Linked DNA regions of Homo sapiens: region 1 is linked to region 2. Evidence: chromatin loops called from intact Hi-C (ENCODE). Cell type or tissue: IMR-90. All regions are shown on one strand. Each heading gives the region's core, and the rest is flanking DNA. Links, peaks and the distances in the headings are about the cores only.

Region 1 (5,379 bases), core at 156-5,155, 55 kb before region 2:
CCCCTTCAGCCTGGTTAAAAATGTGAGCTTCAAGGAGGTTTTGCCTTTGCATCTGCTCAATCCAGAAAGTATTTAAAGGTTGATTTCTTAATTAAACAATTCCTGGCATATACAAATTATGTAAATTCTAACATCAGAATAAGGTGAGAAGAGCATGTCAGCTGTAAATGGTCAGAGGACACATTTTCTCTATTACAATTCTATTTTACAACAGACTAGTTCTTTGCTGATTCCCTGAGGTTGTGGTCAGGTTTTTCCTTTATTAAATACATAGCTCTTTGAAGAGTTTGACTTTAGCTTTATTTCCTACACCAACGTGGTCTTCAAAACCCAAACATCTAAACAGAAACATTAGTCAACTTCTATTGGGGTACCGAAACTTGGATTTTCAGCTTTCTCTTCATTTTGGTCTTTGGAGCTTTCCTATATTAGAGACTGAAGGTTGGGAGAGTACACTTATACATTTCAAAAGATGTTTATTTTACTTTATGCAAAATTTCTAGGCATTTGTAGCCAGGGGCTTTTTTGAGAAATATTTGGTATGCCATATTACCAGAAATATTTATGTCTCATTTATTTCATTTATCTTATGCTATGGTGTTTCCCAAACACTAGGGAAAAATGTTTGGCAGATTGTAAATTGTACCAGATATTTGTTGAATAAATAATTGTTGAATTAAGGAATAAAGCTGGATAACATCCACATATTTTAGAAGAAATTTTCAGAAGATAGATTCTTAACTCCAGGCAGCAGCAGTAAGGATGGGGATTTTAGGCACTGTTCAAGGACAATGAAAGGAAAATGATACTTGGAGATGAGTTGTTCCCTGTCATGGGTGTTAATATATTCTACCTAGGGGTCTGATTCTGCTATAGTTGCTATTAGGAAAAAGGCTTACATGTCCAAGGAATAGAAAAATTTCCTTTGGCCATCGTCTCACTCTATTTATTGCTCCAAAAGAATGAATCATTTGAATACAATAAAAGTTGATTTAAAAAAAAGAATCAAATTCTAGGAAGGATTAAACTCCCTAGATTTTATTTACTTATTTAACATACCGCCTTCTTCATGATCTCACATTCCTTAACAGCTTTCTCACAGATTAAAATGCATAACTGGGGACAGTTTTTTTCCCCATCATGAATAAACATGAGTGTAAATCTATTCCATATACTTTTAGAATAATTATAATAAAAATTCTCCATCCTCTCCTTTGACCCCTTGTTTAAGATTTCATTTATACAAAGATTCCCTCACTTGCCTTCACTCCTCAGATATTCATGTGAGGACTTGTCCTTGGTTCCCCTACTTTCTGAACAGGTTTCCCTTTTATTAATTTGGCCACCATCAGAAACAACCCCAATCACAAGTTTGGACTAAGTGACCAGTCAACTGGATATCAATTGGAGGTCAGTGCTAGGAACCTATGTTCATCCCTGCTGGACTGTTTCTAGATTAGAAGGTGTATTAGTCTGTTTTCACTCTGCTGATAAAGACATACCCGAGATTGGGTAATTCAAAAGAAAAAGAGGTTTAATGGACTTACAGTTCCACAAGGCTGGGGAGGCCTCATAAGCATGGTGGAAGGCAAAAGGCAAGTCTTACATGATGGCAGGCAAAAGAGAATGAGAACCAAGTGAAAAGGGAAACCCCTTATAAAACCATCAGATCTCATGAGACTTATTCACTACCATGAGAACAGTATGGGGGAAACCGCCCCCCATGATTCAATTATCTTCCACAGGGTACCTCCCACAACACATGGGAATTATGGGAGCTACAATTCAAGATGAGATTTGGCTGAGGACACAGCCAAATCATATCAGAAGGGGAGAGATTACCTTTTGTTTCTAGAAGCATTATCCAATAATCTAGTATTGTACAAATCTTCCCAGTTTCCTTTATGAAGAGAAAGAACACCCATACTTCATGTTACAGGAAGCAAAAATCTTATCGTTAATAGATGCCAATATCATATTTACATGTAGTTTTTGCCTTTAAAATATTTTAAAATACATCGTTACATTTGAAAGCAAGTCTGAAAAATATTTCTTAGACATTGTTGCTAAGAAAATTCTTCCTTCTTCAATGAGAGGGCAAGATTACTATGAAAAATATTTTTTAAATTATTGACATGTTAATTCAATCTGATTAATCAAGCATTAGGCAGAGGCTTGGAGAAAACTCTTAAATTATGATTCATACCATGTCTAAGTTGATACATAGTATTTTAGAACCATCATCAACTAGGGACTGACTCTCTACATGACAGAGAAAGCAGGTTTCTCATGACCAGAAATCTCAGATTTTCTGCAAGAATCTAAAAACTATTTTATTTTATTTTTTAAGACTGAGTTTCACTCTTGTCGCCTAGGCTAGAGTAGAATGGTGCCATCTTGGCTCACTGCAACTTCTGCCTCCCGGTTTCAAGCGATTCTCTTGCCTCAGCCTCTCGAGTAGCTGGGATTGCAGGCACCTGCTACCATGCCCAGCTAATTTTTGTATTTTTAGTAGAGACAGTGTTTCACCATGTTGCCCAGGCTGGTCTTGAACTCCTGACCTCAGGTGATCTGCCCACCTTGGCCTCCCAAAGTGCTGGGATTACAGGCGTGAGCCACTGTGCCTGGCTTATTTTATTTTAAGGAAAAGTGCCTGTTGTGTATAATTCAAAGTTACTTTCCGTTAGAGTTATGTTCAGTATGTACCTACATATGATTTGCTATCTAAATTTCATATAAATTAAATAAAAATCATGGAAATATTTTGGCCATCCATGTATCCTCTTTTTTGCTTAGAGAATATGATCATTGAACTGGTCATTTTCAATAGCCAGTTGGACGAATGAATACTCATTGAGTTCTAATCACAGGGAGCTCTGGTATACTAGAAAGGACACTGGAGTGAGAGTTAGAAGACAAATACTTGAGTTCAGGCTGTGCCTCTTATATGCTTATAAGTCTTTTATTACCTGGAGCAAATTACCATATCTGAAACTTGGCTCATCTCAATATCCGTATCTAAGGGTGGTTCTAAGCACCAAATCCAATCCAAGTACTTTACAAAGTGCTTGTCAAGTAAAAGGAAAAGTGTTCGGTGTTAGTCCTTCCAGAAGGTTCTGAGCAAGTGTATGTTTGTCTTAGTCACCATTACATTTCCAGTACGTAGCACAGTGGTTGACTCATAGGAGATGCTCAATACAGCCTTACTGAATGAATAATAACTGTTCTTCCCTGAAGATGATTCAGAGTGTCTTGCTCATATCACAGTTCGAATCATGAAGTTTCTTTTGTTTTCCCATGAATAACATCTGGAGGTTGGAATAAATAATCTGCAAAGTTCCTTCCAAATGTGACATTCTGTGATGCCAGGAATTTTCACTCTCGGGATCCTGAAGTGTCATGTAAACTCACTGCTGTGTTGAAGTCCCATATCTGTATGACAGAACAATAATAATTTTCAGAAACTGTTTAATTATCTGTCTACAATATATAGATCAGGGGAATCATCTTGACTTGCTCATTCCGTTGGTTCAGAAAAATTAAAAGAAATTTGCCAATGAATGGCTAATAGCCAAAGGAAATATTCAAATTCATTTGTCTGTATAGACAGTCTGCTGAGTAATTCTTACTCCAGTTACTAAATCCTGTAGAAGAGGAAAATTTCTCATCTGTGAATCATGATTCTAATAAAATCTCCAAGGGCTGGTGTAAATACTTTTAAAAACACAAGTGCTTATTATTTCATGAGAGTTGCTGAGAAGATAAGGCATTGTTTATAGTTACAGCAATATATAGGAAAATTAAACCCGTACTCCCTTCTCCTTCTAGTTGTACTCTTAGGCTGGGAATATTTGTCTTGATTAAGCACGATTCCAAAATGACAATTCAGGGTTCGAGGCCTTTCATGAAGCCTTCATTACTATTGGAGAATAATGATCCTGGGGCAGATGCCAAAGATTATATGGGTGGGTAGACTTTTGGAGACACCGAGTCAGATTTTGTTTTCTGTTTTTCCTGCTATTTCTTCGGCTGGTGGGCGACCTCCACCTGTAACCTGAAGCACCTAAACATTTACAGATGGGTTTGTGACGCTCCCCAGCCTCTGCTTAAGTCACCAGTGTGAGCAGTCCAGCTGAGTGAATCCTGGTTGCATCTTCGTCATTTAATTATTTGAACTGGGTTTACGGGCAGTAATGTGACTCCTCTCGTCTGTGGAACTTAGGAAGGCCTACGATGCTATTAAAAGAGGACTGGGTGAACTGCCTGGGGAAATCCAGGGCCTATGATTCAATTACAGGGGCTTTCACGGGGTCAGTCACTACCCAGAAATTACAAAATCAAGTTAAGGGTCCAAAAATAGCCTACATGTTAAATTGATCATGTTGATCAGATTTTAATCATGCTCTTATCTAGAACTAGATAATACCATGAAGGAACAGATCACGAACTATTTGTTCATCCAAGCGGTTCTTGTCTGATCGTTACTTCGTTGGGCAGCATAAAATATAAATTCAGTTTCGCCCATGAATTGTCATGGCAAAGACAGGCTTTCTGATTACTTCTGTCAGTTGTCAACTGCCCCAGATTCTCCAGCCAGCTGGGGTTACCCTTCTTTTTTTCTTTGAGACAGACTCTCCCCCAGTTGCCCAAGCTGGAGTGCAGTGGTCAATCTCGGCTCACTGCAACCTCTGCCTCCCAGGTTCAAGTGATTCTTCTGTCTCAGCCTCCCGAATAGCTGGGATTACAGGCTTGTGCTACCACGTCCGGTTAATTTTTGTATTTTTAGTAGAGACAGGATTTCACCATGTTGGCCAGGCTGGTCTCAAACTTCTGACATCAAGTGATCTGCCTGCCTTGTCCTCTGAAAGTGCTGGGATTACAGGCGTGAGCCACTGCGCCCAGCCTAGGGTTACCCATCTTGTTGTCCACCACCCACACTGTTGGTTTTTTTTTTCTGCACTCTACTTCATTTTACCTCCAGCATGTGCTCCCCGTTTCCCACCCTTTACTGGCACACATTAGACAGTATTTCAGTTTGTTCTCTGCTAAAATATCAGCTGGACCACACCAAGGGTACACGTGGTGGGGCAACTGGCAGTGAGGAGGGGCGTTTCAATGAACAAACTGCAAATGAGACCCATCCTGACCTTAAACTTGAAATTCTCTCTCTTCACTTGAAACCCAGACTTTCTTCATTTTGCAGGGTCTCCTCCTCATTATTACTCTCCCTGCTGACTATCTTGAGCAACTCAAAAGTGTTTAATTATTCGCTGCAGATGTCTGCTGTTCTCACTCCTCCACCTTTCCAGGCATATGTATCTTGGGGATTTGGGGTTTTCTGTTTTTGTTTTTCCCACTGAGAGTATTGTGAAACTGAAG
Region 2 (5,345 bases), core at 1-5,000:
AGCTCTTTTTGGCTTTTATAAAGATCCTTTGGAAAAAATTCTTTCTATTGTTATTAAGGACACTAAATGTTTGGAAGAATCAAACAGTGCTATAACTCCATAAAGTACTTTTTGAAAAGAAACTTTAACAAAAAATTACATCATCATCTCTACCCAGATGTTCTCTATTAGTCGTGAAATGTTTAGAAAGGTACCTTTTATATAACCCAAGCTGCCATAGGTGTCTTTTGAAGCGATCAAACAAGGAGAATGTCTTTTTCTTGTATTTTCATTATTTTATATGATCATAAAATCGTTACAGCTGTGACTTCCAAAAAATATATTTAAGTGACAGCTGAGAGACAATGTGACAAAAAGCCTGAGCAATAAATAATGTTTATACACCCATGGAAACAGAAATAGTCATTTTATTGAAAAATGGTCAGTCTGATAAATCAATCTTTGATCCTGTGTCAGCAATGTCAAGGCTAAACGCCTCCCTGTTCAAAGCCGGCTTAGGAAGGAATTGAACCCCTCTTCCCATCAGCGCATTGCCTTGCTCCTTTGAAGAGCTCCAGTGTCTTCCTAAAAATTTCCCTGCTCTAGTCTGTAATTTAGCTGAGACCCCTTACCAGATTCTTTAAAAATTAGCCCACGATAACGGGTGTCTCTGAATCAATATTTTAATATCTGTTCTGAAACTTTTAGGTGCAAGGAAATTACAGGGCTATCAACTCTATCTCTTTCCAAGACCAGAAAGTCGGCAGATGGAGAACGGTTTCTAGATGGGGAGGGAATCTGCCTTTGGAACTTTTAGCGACCTGGTATGGTTCAACATTCCATCACTATGCAAAAATAAATAAATAAATTGCAGACCAACGTACAAAGGAAAGCAGCAAAGTTACTCTTCGCGGGGACGGTTGTGAACAAGGTAACATCTTAGAGACAGACCCCGGGGTCTGTAGCTTTGCATTAAAGCCATAGTCTCTAACTGGAGGCAGCAAAATGTTCTTCCGCCCCACTGGGGTGAACCTGGAATGTGGAAGGACGGGAAATAATACAAAGTCACACGCTTTAGGTTCTACAACTCCTGACTGGCTGAATTGGCCCGTCGATTTACCTTGAGGCAGTTTTGGCGGGGTGGGGGCTGGGATGGGGGAGGCGGTTGTAGTTTTCAAGGTGAATTTACACACACACACACACACACACACACACACACACACGTCTGTGCTAGAGCTGGAGACCAGGCTAGCACGTCTCTCAACAGGATAAGAAATTGGCTGATTTTGCTGTCGCTCAGCTGGATCCAAATAAACCAAACATCGGAGCTCTCATTTGAGGGGGAATGTGGTTTTATGGAGTTGTCAAAGCTGAAATGATCTTCTGGGAAAAGAGAAGGGGCTCACCATGGGGCGATAAGAGGGCAGTAGCCAGGGTTCGGGCCAGAATCCGAGACTGCTGCGGCCGCGGGGGAACGCAGCCAGGAAGGGTCTATGTGGCCAATGCGGTCCCCATTCCGATCTCCAAAATCCCCCGCGCCCGTGCGCGTGGACTTACCACCATGAAGAGTTGACCTCGGGGGTGAGCCAGGTCAAGAGCAGAGGGAGCCAGAGCCAGATTCCACCGAGAGGGGCGTTCATATTAACCCCCTTGCGTCTGCATCAGGTCAGACTCCGTGTGCGGGCGCCATGCGTGCCCAGAGCAGAAGCGCTCAGCTCCGGGAGCGCCTCGTCACGGCCGCCGGCGCCTCGCCGCGCCCCCGCCCCCCGCTCGCGTCTGCGACGAGTGGCGAGACTCGCTGATAAAGTTTCAAACGATGGGCCCAGCGAGCGATAAAGGCCAGCCCGGACCGCCTCGCCCACAGCCCAATTCCCCAGGCGCAGCGAGCGCCTGCAGCCCGAAAGCTCTGCGCGCCTCCCGCGCGCCCCGTCCGCTCTGCTCCCCTCCGGGCGCAGCCGAGGGAGGGGGTGCTGCGCCTGGCGGGGGTGGGGAGAAACGCGGGGTTTTAGACACGGGTGCATGAAATGATGGCAAGAGATGTCTGGGGATGAGGTGAGGCGGGGAAGGGGGAACATCGCTGCATGGTTACGAGCACACGCGAATACAGGAACCTTTAGGGAAGCTCCAGGCCAAAGAGCATCCGTGGGCTCTCGGAGCGTGCGTTCCGGATTGCCGAGGCCATCCGCTGGCAAACAAGTCCCTGAGCGTGCAATGTGAGGAAACGAGGAAGGGGGCCAGGGGATAAGGAGATTACTATGCATGGGATACAAGAATCCAGAGATGATTCTCAACTCATTGCTTCGCTTCTCTCCCTGAAGCTGGGATGAAGAGCTAGCACTTGTAAATTTGGAGCTGCCGCGTCTATGCAGGGCAAGGTTAGGGAGGGGCCAGGCCTCTGCGAAATGACCTGTTGGCTTTGATTCCTTGGTGCTGGGCTTAAATACAGAGCCCATAGGGAGGGGAACTTGGAGGGTCCATGACCCTCGGGACCTAACCCAGCAGTATCTGCCAAAGCACCCAGGAAAGATGCAGTTTTTACGCACACCCAGCTCCTCTCCGGAGCTGCGGAGCGCAAAAGATCACATAGAGAGGAACCGAGGCAGCCAGGCGTTCGCCGGGGGTGTGCGCCCTTGCACCTCCTGCCGCCTGGGCGCTCAGCCTGTGCGCCTTGTGGAGGTTAAGGGACCCTCGGTCCTGGACCTGGGCCCCCGCCCAGCCAAGAGAGAGGGGCTTGGGCCCGCGGGTGGAGCATTTTGAGCAGTAGCTGGCTTGTAGCCGCGCCGTTTATCACCGGAAAGGAAGGAAGACCAGGAACTCGTGGCGGCCGTGAACTGTTCCATTGCTCTTTTCCTGGGGCGGAGGGACTCACTGCCCGCCCGAGGAGCGTGCTCTGGGGAATAGAGTATGCGCCTGTGTGTATGTGTGGGAGGCGAATTGTTCGCAGGGCGTGGGGGAGGGGGTGCCGCCCAGATCGGAAGGACGGGCTCTCCCTCTCTCCAGCCCACCCTCGGGCCTGGACTGGCCAGAGCGTCAGCCCTCGCCGGCAGCGAGCGCGGTGAGAGGCTGGACGAGGCGAAGCTCAGAGACGCCAAAAACCTGAAAGATGCTGTCATCGCCACCCCCTTCCCCCACGCTGGTCCCTGGCAGGTCCGGCCCCTCCCAGGCTGACCCAGATACATCCCCGTTTGGGTCCGGAAAGGGAGGGGAGGGAAACAAGCACCGCGCCACCCACGACTCGGGAAGAGCAGGGCTCCTCGCCAGGGCCGCTCCGTATCGCTGGGCCGCGACCCAGGGAAGTTCTGCTTGGTCTGCGTCGGTCGGGCGGGAGGTGCAGGGAGGGCGCGTGGGGCGGCAGGCAGCGGGGCGGGGGAGCGTTTCTGCTCGCCGTGTGTGCACGCCGGCCATGGGGAGGGTATGATAGGCACCAAAGAGCAACACGCCTCTCATGTACTTACATGCTTATGCTCACAAACCTCCTTCCCCCGTGAAGCAGGGGAATAAACGAAAGCTTACCTCCACCCTTCTTTGTCCCGCATTTTCTTGAAGTAAATCCAGACACTTAGGAAAGAAAAGGTGGTTGGCTCCGAGGAACCAGAAACATTGCCAAAATTTCACTTCTACCGTGAATAAAGTAGGAGTGTGGATGTGTATGTTGGGAAAGGTAGACAGTTGTATGATTCTCTCATGGAGATTATGATTTGAAACCACCTAAAAAACTCCAACTCAAGTTCCACCCATCTCAGCACATCGTGTCCTCACAGCTAAGGGGTGTTAGAAGTACATGGAATGTGACCATCAGCTTACAGGCCCTTGCTCTCCGCCCAGGGAATTAGTGAGTGGCCAGGAGACCTGCCCTTCAGTTGATGGTGAGGCCAATGGAATGACCTAAACCTGAAACAGACCTCCTGGAAAAGAAATGGACCATCCCCAAAAGCTAATTAAATCCACGCCAGAGGACTTCATCCTGGGGCAGGAGGAGGAGGAGTGCCACATGTCTCACAGAGAAGAAATTGGTTTTGGTGAAAGGCAAAAGGCTGAAAATGTTCGAGTGAAGCTAAATCCAGATGTGAAAAAGGGGTCCACCCAAACACCCCTTCCTGACCTGTCTAGAGGCCGTCTGGACTCAATGACTTGTCTCTTCCAGATCTGTGATTCCATTTCCCTCCCATTCTCCACCCCTTTCACTTATGAACCATTACTTAGCCCCAGTATAACTTATTTTCCTGCCAAGAAGGCCTTTACTCCCTCCTTGTCTGTACCTATTCTCTCGATGGACCCCTTCGCTTTGAAGATAAGATGTTCGCTAGTAGACATGGTTAGGAAATGCTCAAGAAAATTAGGAGGAAAGAAGGTTACAGCAAACCTTACTTCTTTTACAATCAAAACCACCATCCTAAAGAAGAGTTAATAAATAATGAAGTAAATTGCATATGACTTCAGCCTAGCTATAGCAGATGATGAGGTAAGGAAAGAAAGGGTCAGAGTGTCTTTAGATTTATTAATTTAAACATCTGATTTTTGATTTCTTCAATGAGAAATCTCAGAATTGACTGTAAAATTCATTTACAGTATACAGAACCCAATTCTCTTTCTGGAGCTTAATGTTAGTTTGCTTTTAACTTCAGTATAGCACTGTAGCCAAATGAGTCAGTCTATTTTCTTAGTTAGATCCATTGTTTGTCTAATCTCCCAGGGCAGTGTAAGAGAACTCATTTACAACTGAGCCATCTCCACCCTTTAAAAATGGAGAGTTACTTCTCAACCAAATAGTCATTTGTCTTCCAGTCTGAACTGACTTCTTCCTCAGGCAATGACTCCTAAGATAGCCACTCACTAACCAAAGGATAAGTTATAGTATCAATCGTTTAAATCTCAGTGTGCCTTTAAATTAATGTGCACCGAAGTTTTTTGCTTCCAGCCATGAGAGAGTAGCAAGTACCTGAGTAGCTCTCCTTTTCAGGTATTGGACAGTAGGCCCCACACGGCTGTGATCCTTGAGAGAAGGAAAACACATTAGTTTTGCTCCACAACTATCTTACAATTGTCCAGGTTTTTCTGCTGAAGAGAAAAACATTTTTCTAGAATGTAGGAAGGTAGAATACAGGCAAGGCAGTAGTTTCAGTTAAGGAGGGAGAGACTGGAGTTTTGGGCTGTTGAAGCAGCTGAAATTTCTGAAGATAAGTAGCTGTGGAACAGGGACTCCCCCGCAAGTCTACATGGAGATTCACCACCAGTCTGGGCCAACAGCTAAGCTGAATATAGACATGACAAAACTCTGCAGGGCCTAACAGAGATTACCTGCTGCATGTAGTGCATTATTGAGAGACATTGGAGTTCCATCACAGCAGGGCAGAGAGACCTCACTG

The links. Hi-C counts contacts between places; a loop is a spot of excess contacts. Peaks named below come from ENCODE experiments on the same cell type or tissue, not always from the same donor. Only the 100,000 strongest peaks of a DNase experiment are listed, where the experiment ranks them.
Region 1: a loop joins it to region 2, with 2.2 times the contacts of the local background. A loop is called at or near these places in 2 of 110 quality-filtered maps.

What each region holds. Positions count from the first base shown.
Region 1 is chr7:117,266,406-117,271,784 of GRCh38, forward strand. No RefSeq gene overlaps it. Among named protein-coding and RNA genes, the nearest start is that of WNT2, 54 kb to the right of the region's middle. In IMR-90, for the core only: no CTCF peak of the experiment used is centred there; DNase peaks (open chromatin) are centred at 3,176, 3,676 and 4,166; H3K4me3 peaks cover 179 bases; H3K27ac peaks cover 3,366 bases.
Region 2 is chr7:117,321,371-117,326,715 of GRCh38, forward strand. It overlaps WNT2 (Wnt family member 2), which reads right to left and starts at 1,688. Exons shown (of 5, transcript NM_003391.3): 1 at 1,537-1,688. The coding sequence starts at 1,619. It overlaps LOC105375467 (a long non-coding RNA gene), which reads left to right. Exons shown (of 2, transcript XR_007060645.1): 2 at 688-862. RefSeq lists an enhancer at 982-1,556 and a silencer at 2,959-3,416. In IMR-90, for the core only: no CTCF peak of the experiment used is centred there; a DNase peak (open chromatin) is centred at 3,011; H3K4me3 peaks cover 1,817 bases; H3K27ac peaks cover 1,036 bases; H3K27me3 peaks cover 2,163 bases.